2 separate regions of the Homo sapiens genome follow, and region 2 is linked to region 1. The links are chromatin contacts, found by Hi-C or POLR2A ChIA-PET in ENCODE. All regions are on one chromosome and are shown on one strand. The core of a region is the stretch at or near the end of the contact, and the rest is flanking DNA. Distances in the headings are between cores, read along the strand shown. Region 1 overlaps RGMA (repulsive guidance molecule BMP co-receptor a). Region 2 has its middle 90 kb from the start of RGMA.

Region 1 (4,441 bases), core at 509-3,008:
GAGCGAGCTTGACAGGAGACCACGATGTCTTCCCCAGGGGTCTGAGCACCTGGGGAAATGGTGGTGCCATTTACCATGACTGGAAAGATCATGGGAGGAGCAGGTTTGGGACACTGAAGGCCCGAGAGCCCCTGGCAAACCACCAGTGTAAGTCCAAGAGTCCAAAAGCTGAAGAACTTGGAGTCCAATGTTTGAGGGTAAAAAACAGCCAGCATGAGAAAAAGATGAAGGCCAGAAGACTCGTCCAGTCTAGCCCTTCCACATTCCTCTGCCCGCTTTTATCCTAGCCTCGCTGGCAGGTGATTAGATGGTGCCCACCCAGGTTAAGCGTGGGTCTCTGTCTCCCAGTTCACTGACTCAAATGTTAATTTCCTTTGGCGACAGCCTCACAGACACACCCAGGAACGATACTTTGCATCCTCCAATCCAATCAAGTTGGCACTCAATATTAAACAGTTTCGGCCGGGAGCGGTGGCTCACGCCTGTAATCCCAGCACTTTGGGAGGCCAAAGCGGGCAGATCACTAAGTCAGGAGATCGAGACCATCCTGGCTAACACGGTGAAACCCCATCTCTACTAAAAATACAAAAAATTAGCCAGGCGTGGTGGTGGGCGCCTGTAGTCCCAGCTACTCGGGAGGCTGAGGCAAGAGAGTGGCGTGAACCCGGGAGGCAGAACTTGCAGCAAGCAGAGATCGCACCACTGCACTCCAGCCTCCAGCCTGGGCGACAGAGCAAGACACCGTCTCAAAAAAAAAAAAAAAACAACTAACAGTTTCGTTCATTAAGGCAATGTCCATGGGGCAGCTCCTGCATGCCACGCCACCCCTGCCCTGACATACTCCCAGGCTGACCAGCCAGAACTGGGGAGAGGGCATCTTGAAGAAACAGTCCACCCTCCGCCCTCGCATACCTGTGTCTCCCAGCAGACAAGACACACAAGGGCAGGGACTGCACTTTCCTGTGTGCAAATCTCAGGTATGGTCCAGAAATCACATCTCTTTGGTCTGATTGGCCTTACTTACCAAACCCTTGAAACAATGGAAAGAAGCTTGCTGCAATGGGAAGACCCCTGCCCCCCAAACCCTCTAACCAGGAGTCTACAGACCTCATTCCGTGGAAGTTCCCATTGTCCCCTGGGAAACCACCACCTTCTGAATCGGCACAGCCAAGGCCCCCAACCCTGCTATCAACAGCTTTCCTTAGCCACCTTCCCCATCCTGCAGGGCTTTTCAACATTTCGACTTTTTAATCCTTCCCTCCCTAAGATATAGACATGGTGTTAGTAGCAGAACCCTGAAGGCAAAGGAACAGAAACTAACACTCTCAGAAAGTCCTAGCAGGATGGTCTGAATTAATAGACAGCTGCAGGCAGCCAGTGTGCAAGGCACGCTCGTAATGTCAGTGGCGTTCCGGAATGAGGGCTGTGATCCCAGGCAGCCCAGATCCCAAGGCGAAAACATTCATGTCGCCCAGCATCACCCTGTCCTTGCCCAGGGTGACCCTGAGACGGCACTTGGATTCTTCCACATCTGAACTCAAACCTGCTCCCTCAGCTCTCCCCAGCAGGAATTGGAGCCCTCTCCAGGCCGTTCAGCCAAAGCAGAATGTGTCTGGCCAAGCAGATCTGCCCAGAGAAGAACAAAGACGTGTTCAGACACTGTCTGGGGAATTGGTTTTGAGCTCACTCTGAGCTCCATCTGTGCAACAAGGCCAGCGTCAGCTGTTACAGAGAAGGGGCTTGTGGCAGTTTATTACCCTGGTGAGCTGGCTCGGGGCCATGCTGACCGCAGGACTGTAAAGGACATAAGGCAGTTGGCAATATGGGAAGCAGCAGTCCCCAAAGCACCCCGTCAAGGAAACGATGCAAGAGCTCTGTCCACTGGACCAGCCCCACCCTACCCCGCCACGCCCTGGCCTAGGGGGAGGGACCTTGTGTTTCACGGGCCTGGATGGCCAGGGATGGACAGTGGCATGGGCACAGACACACCCAGACCGAAGGAAGGGCCCGGGCTCCAGAACCAGACCCGATCCAGGCTCCCAGCTCTGTCACCTACTGGCTGCATGAAAAGGGTGGGTTTTCCTTGTTTTGCAGCCTCAGCTATCTCAGCTGTGAGGGAACAATGACGCCACCTCCCTCACGTGGCGGTCCTGAAGATGAAATGTAATGCATGCAGCGCGGCGGCCGGCCCACCGTGTGCTCTTAGTAACTGGCCGCTGTTCTCTTCAGCCCTCCCGTTACTGACCACCTCGAGGGCACCGTTCCTCCAAGCTGACCATTTCCTGCCAGTCACCCACTGCCCAGCTCGCCCAGCCATGGAGTGGGCTCTGGTCCACGTGCATGGTGAGCTGCCATCTTTGTCGTCCTCTGGACACCACGTCTACCTCCTTGGGAAATAGAAACGAGTCCTGCATTGCTTTGTCAAATTTCACAAAAACCCTAGAAAGCAGATATTGCCCTGGTTTACAGACGGACAGACAGAAGCAAAGAGAAGCCAACTGACCCACTCCAGGTTACAAGCAGGGTCTGGTAGGAGAGCACGCGTCCACCCCACCGCTCACTGCGCCCACCTACTCCTCGCTTGAGGGCAGAGAACGAGCTGGGGCGGGGCGCTCCAGGGGGCACAGGCAGCCTGTGTTCAAGGCATGCTCGTGAGCCCCACAGCAGGGGCGGAGTCAAACCAGGGCTCTGGTTCTGGGGTGAGCAGAGGGTGGGGCCAGGCCCCCACTGGGAGGCTGACTGAGGAGGGGCTCAAAGGGCAGGCAGGCTCCATCAGAGCGGTTTGATGAGCAGGGCCGCTGAGTGGCCCTCAGGTCAAGGCTGGGGCCGGGACCACCAGGGACCAGGTCTGCGGGGCCAGGGGTCCCTCCCCAGGGTGGAGCAGGAAAACTCCGGCAACCGCCTTCTTGAGTGGACTTGACCTTCCCTTTCTCTGCTAATGATCTCAGATTAATCCCTTAAGGCAAGTGCCCCAGGGTGGGTGTTGGTTGCATAAAACAAGAGGAGTCCTTCTTCCCTTCCTTCCTGGCACAAACATTTGTAGGCCACCCCCGATGTGGCTGGTCGTAGTCTGGATTTGGGGGCACATTCAGGCATTCAACAAATACGTCATGAGGCCCCGTGATGAGCTGGGGGGCTATGCTTGATGTCGGCAGTACAGCTGTGGTCGCTCGAATGAATGTGCCCGCCCTCACGGGACTGACCTCTAGTGGTGAGAGACAGACACTAACCGAGTCACATGTGTGATTACACGTGTAATCATACTTACATATGTAACAACACGAGTTACACGTGCAGTGTGGGGAGGGGGCCCTTCACGGTGACCAGCCCATCAGGGAAGGGGATGCGGGTGGCAGAAGGAAGCGGCACACCCTTGTCCTCACGGAGCTCACAGGAGGTTCTCTGACCCTCATCTTAAGCCACAGGCTGTGTCTGAGCCTCACTGCCCTAGCTATCAACTGGGTGCAGGACTAGGCCTTAATCACTGGGCAGCGGGAAGAACTACATAAGCTCATACTGGCGCAAAGCCCCTTGGGAGACCGCAGGGAAAGCCATTGCATGAGGTGGTGACAGGCTCGGCCTTCAGAGTCGGGCTAGAATCTGAGTTCTGACAATGATCCCCGCCTTGACCCATCTCTCCTCAGGCCGCCCTGAGCCTTCCAGTTAGGCCTGGGCTTTGGGCTTCCGTGTTTGTCTCTGGATTGTTCGGTTTTAGCAAGAGTCCTGCTAAATTGGTCTTGCTGGAATCCTCCGCCCTCCACATCTGATTGCCCTTCCTGTCTGATCGTGGTCTTCATGCCCCACGGCCTCCAGGGGACGTCTGATCACCTGGCCTGCCTTCAGCAAGAATCCCCCCAGGTGTTTCCTCTTAAGAGGTTTTCCATCCACTGAGCCCACCCTGCTCCTTGGCCATCAATTCCCACTTGCCTGTACTGTATTCAGAGGGGACCCCAATCTCTCTTCCCAGCTGCAGCGGTCCCTGTCCAACACTGCCCCCCACCTCAAATAAAGTCTTTCTTACTGTCTTTAACATATGCCGTCAATAAAGTTTTAGCAGATCCAATTCCCTGCTCTGTGATCTTAGGCAAGTTACCTAACGTGTCTGGGCCTCAGGATCCTCAGCTGAAAAATGAGATAAATGCCACTCCATAGGATTGTCGGGAGACTAAATGAAAAAAAAAAATAATGCAACAAAGCAACAGGCCCAGAGCCTGGTGCCCAGTAAGCCTCGGTAGAAGGTGGCTTCTTTGCACAGGCCCATCTCATAGGCAGCCTTGTTTACCCACAGGTCTAGGTCATCAACAGCTGGGTTCCCAAACACCTATAATGTACAGACTGTCTAGGGGCCAATACTCCTCCAGGCCTTCCAGGGCTGCTTCGAGTCAATTTTATTATTCATAAGGCTAGGTATAAACTCTTTGTAATTATTTCTCCTTTCAAG
Region 2 (4,441 bases), core at 697-3,196, 140 kb before region 1:
CACCAGGCCCATCCTAAGGGCCCCAGTCTGGCTTAATTGCCTCCTTGAAGACCTTATCTTCAAATACAGTCACATTCCGAGGGACCAGGGGTGAGGACTGCGCGTATTTTGCAGAGACACAGTTCAGCACATGACCCCTGAATCATGGTTTGCAGCCCCCAGGAAAGAATGACACTTGTCACCCCCTCTGCCCATAAAGCAAGCCTGGAAGGTGAGGACAGCAGGCATTGTTATTTTTCTCTTCCCCACGGTTGCCCACACTTCCTGATGCTTGGAGGTGGCCCATCTCAGGTTACCGCTTTGCCTGGGGAGCTGGTGCAGCCAGAGTTGCAGCCCAGGCCTCGGATTCCACATTCTCTCCTCTTTTCAAGGCACAGCAAGAGACTGGAGAGACCAGTGCCTTTGCTCGATGTGACAAGTTAATAAAGTGTCCTCCTCTCTGGGCTGTAGTGCCAGTGTCTCCGCCGTGGGAACCTGGCAGTGTCTCTCCTGGCAGCCTCCACAGGCCCAGTGTCATTCTGGGACTCAGCACAGGTCTTCTCCATTTCTGCACCTGTACATTGCAGGTCACACCTGAGGATAGGACGACCTGAGGGCTGAGTGAGCTGACACGGTGAAGAGCTGCCAGCGCCTGCCCCAGTGGGGACTCCCTATTCTGTTCCGCATGCACCCAGGACTCCCCTTGAACACAGCAGTCTCCCCCTGCCTGGGGGACGGTGGGTCAGGGCCAACACTGTGCAAGAAGCCGTGGGAAGCCACCTCCACCCGCAACAAGCAGCTCAAAGCATCAGCAAGTCAAGAGCGTGGTTTTTAACTACAACAGGCAGAGAGGAAAGAGATGGTGAGTGTAAGGCTCTCACTCCCAGGCATTTACCAGGGCTCTGTGGTGCATCTCTTCCTTAGCTCACTCCTGGCCAGGATGTTCTTCCCTGACCCTGTTGCAGGTCACTGACGTCCCCAACCATGAGGACTTGTGATGGGCCCAGTGGGAGGTCGCAGCCAGGCACTATGATTGGGGGACTGAGTGGCTCTGAAAGATGTACCCTTCTTTCCCTTTCAGCTCAGAAGCAGCAGCCCCAGCTCTCGGCAGCTGGCTCCCTGCAAGCTGCTGCACACACGGCAAACCTCCTCTCCACGCCCGGCCCAGTGTGGTTCCCCCAGCAGATCAGGCCTGGCTGCCTCCGTGTCCACACCCTGACCTGCGGCTGAGGCCCATTTCTGTCTCCCGCGGTGATCCTACCTCCCAGCACGCTCCCATGTAGCTGTTGATTGTTCTCCTTCCCTTCCTCCCTTCCTCCCATCCTTTCTCCCTCTTCCCTGTCTGTGAATGGCATTTCTGGAGTGTGAGAGAGGCCCGGGACCGCAGGTATGTTTCCTGTCTGCCCGTTCTAATCAAAGGCAGATGCCTGCGGTGCGTCTGGCCTCGCAGAAGCGGAGAACCCATCCTCGGAGAGGGGCCAGAGGAGAACTGTGTGCTCCTTTATAGCTGCATGCTCGGGTAAGGGCTCTCTTTTTGCCTTTTACTATTTTAACTTCAGAAAGGCTACCCATCCTGTCTGGGGCTCCTGCCCTGCCTAGGACAGTAAGGTGGTATAGAATCGTCATCAGCTGTGAGCCCAGATAGTCCTGAGTTCAAATCCTGTGCCATCATTTCTTAGCTTCCCCTACCTTTCGTCCTCTGGAAAAAGGGGATGCTAGGTGAGGGACGAGGGAACAGTACAGCCACCAGCCCTGGCTTGCTGTTGGAGGGATGAGGCGGCAGAGCCCGCAGAAAGGTGGATACTTCATAGTGCCAGCCACGTTCCCGCCCCACCCCACAGTGCCCGAACCTGCAGGCGAGGCTGTAACCACGAGGAAAGCATCAGGGACCCGGTCACTCGTGCTCATGGACGACCTGCCCCTCCCAAGTCAAAGGTCGTCGCAGGAGAGCTGCCCGGGAAAGGAAGCGAAACCTGGCATTGTTCCAACAACCTCTTAGGCCCTGAATTTCTGTTTCTTAACAAAGTCACTGTTAGATTGTGTTGAAAAATAAGATCTAGGCTAACTTCCTTCTTGGGTCTTGGGACACTTTCTTGCTGTTATATGATCAAGGTGGGGGCTGCATAACTATTCCCCGCTGCACATACTCCCTCCCTTCCCCCTCAACTCCCTCCTTCCCCAACGCCCCCCACCCAGTGCAATCTACTTACTGTCTCTCCCACAGTGTTCCCCTAACAGGTTCCTGCTGGCACAAAGGGTCCCACCTTTGAAGACCTTTGGGTTTAAATCCCAGCTCAGTTCCTAACCAGCTGTGTGACATAGGAAAGTTGCTTAACCTCTCTGAGTCTCAGGATCGCCATCTGCAAAATCAAAGGGCTGATGGCAACATCTTCTTCTCAGGACTCATGGAAAATTAAACGAGCGCTGCTTCCAAAGATGTTTGTGCAGGGTGGAAACTCAGCACAGGGTCGTGTCCATTTCACAGCCTTCCAAGGGCTGCAGCCTAAATGTCTCCAGCCACGGGAGAGGATGACAGCTGCCCTTCTGTGGCAGGCCTTGGAGTAAAACTCCCAAACCATCCCCAGCCAGCAGAGGCTGCCCAGCCCAGCCCCTCCAGCAGGGCGGCTCCATAGACTACAGGGCAATACGGCCCAGAGGCTGTCCCTGTCCACTCCTGTTGCGCCAAGCTGGCTCCGGGAGGGGCTGGTGACTGGGAAAGATGCTACAGACACAAGTTTGATTTTTCATTAAATCCTCTAAACATTGTGAAAGGAAAATAAATATTGGGACCCCAAAATCACTAAGCCAAAGGATAAAGTCAAGCTGGGAACTGCTTAGGGCAAACCTGCCTCCCATTCTATTGCTAAAAAAAAAAGATGGCTACTAAGATTCAAAAGCTACATACCTCCCTCACAAGGAATTTCCTTCTGGACAAATGACAGACAGAACTCAAAGTCATCCCTCTGCTCGCCGAGATAAATGCATATCTGATTGCCTCCTTTGGAAAGGCTCATCAGAAACTCAAAAGAGTTTCACTGGGCTCCGTGGCTCATGCTTGTAATCCCAGCACTTTGGGAGGCCAAGGTGGGCGGATCATGAGGTCAGGAGATCAAGACCATCCTGGCTAAAACGGTGAAACCCCGTCTGTACCAAAAAAATACAAAAAAATTAGCCAGGCGTGGTGGCGGGTGCCTGTAGTCCCAGCTACTTGGGAGGCTGAGGCAGGAGAATGGCGTGAACCCAGGAGGCGGAGCTTGCAGTAAGCCGAGATTGCACCACCGCACTCCAGCCTGGGCGACAGAGCGAGACTCCATCTCAAAAAAAAAAAAAAAGAATGCAACCATTTGTCTCTCACCTACCTATGGCCTGGAAGCCCCTCCCTGCCTAGAGTTGTCCCGCCTTTCTGGACAGAACCGATGTACATCTTACACATATTGATTGATGTCTCATGTCTCCCTAAAATGTATATCATATGGTTTGGTTGTGTCCCCACCCAAATCTCATCTTGAATTGTAGCTCCCACAGTTCTCAAGTGTTGTGGGAGGGACCCAGTGGGAGATGATTGAATCATGGGGCCGGTTTCCCCCATACTGTTCTCGTGGTAGTGAATAAGTCTCACGAGATCTGATGGTTTTAGAAGGGGTTTCCTTTTTGGCTTGGCTCTCATTTCCCTCTTTGCCTGACACCATGTATGACATGCCTTTCACCTTCCATGATTATGAGGCCTCCCCAGCCATGTGGAACTGTGTGAGTCCTTTAAACCTCTTTTTCTTTATAAATTGCCCAGATTCGGGTATGTCTTTATCGGCAGCATGAAAACGGTCTAATACATGTATAAAACCAAGCTGTGCCCTGACCACCGTGGGCAAATGTCATCAGGACCTCCTGAGGTTGTGTCATAGGCATGCGTCCTTAATGTTGGCAAAATAAACTTCCTAAATTGACTGAGACCTGTCTCAGATATTTGGGGTTCACAATGTCAAAGGTGATGCTTTATGGAAAATGTAGGTTGGCATTATGGAAAATCTAGAAAACATATACAAAGTCAAACGTATTTTGAAAATCTTATGATCAACCCCACACTGTGAATGATGGAGTCTTTTTCCATCCTCCACCTCTGACTTTGGCTCACTGGTTGATGACATCTTATTGTACATCCTGCTTTGTATCCTGACTTTGAGCCTACCATTATACAGTCATCAGCCCAAGGAAACGGTCTCACTATTTCCCAGTTTTATTGATGAAGATATTCAGGCTTTAAATAAGTTGGCCAAGGTCATAGAGGTCAAGGTCATATGGAAGAGCCACTTGCCTCCTTTCCACAGGCTGCTGATGGTGATCTCCACTTCTGAGAAACAACCACAAATAATAACAAAAGAACTATTAACCCTTGGCCTTCAAAGAGCACTTTATTCTCTGAGAAGTACTTTTATTACTGTTATTTCTTCCTGTCCTTCAAACA

The links. Hi-C counts contacts between places; a loop is a spot of excess contacts on that map. ChIA-PET counts read pairs that join two places held with the same protein, here RNA polymerase II (POLR2A). Pooled maps may share reads with other maps.
Region 2: a loop to region 1 is called in a pooled map, with 2.6 times the contacts of the local background. The contact joins two enhancer-like sites. A Hi-C loop is called at or near these places in 2 of 50 pooled maps. POLR2A ChIA-PET finds 5 or more read pairs at or near these places in 3 of 52 experiments (OCI-LY7, Panc1 and naive thymus-derived CD4-positive, alpha-beta T cell).

Annotation. Positions count from the first base shown.
Region 1 is chr15:93,034,893-93,039,333 of GRCh38, reverse strand. It overlaps RGMA (repulsive guidance molecule BMP co-receptor a), which reads left to right. Exons shown (of 4, transcript NM_020211.3): 4 at 1-4,063. Among named protein-coding and RNA genes, the nearest start is that of RGMA, 52 kb to the left of the region's middle. RefSeq lists an enhancer at 3,004-3,143. Within about 2 kb of position 1,758, at least 13 of the 41 ENCODE cell types and tissues checked have a DNase peak (open chromatin) inside an H3K27ac peak, as active enhancers do.
Region 2 is chr15:93,176,721-93,181,161 of GRCh38, reverse strand. No RefSeq gene overlaps it. Among named protein-coding and RNA genes, the nearest start is that of RGMA, 90 kb to the right of the region's middle. RefSeq lists enhancers at 150-687, 688-1,226. Within about 2 kb of position 1,946, at least 2 of the 41 ENCODE cell types and tissues checked have a DNase peak (open chromatin) inside an H3K27ac peak, as active enhancers do.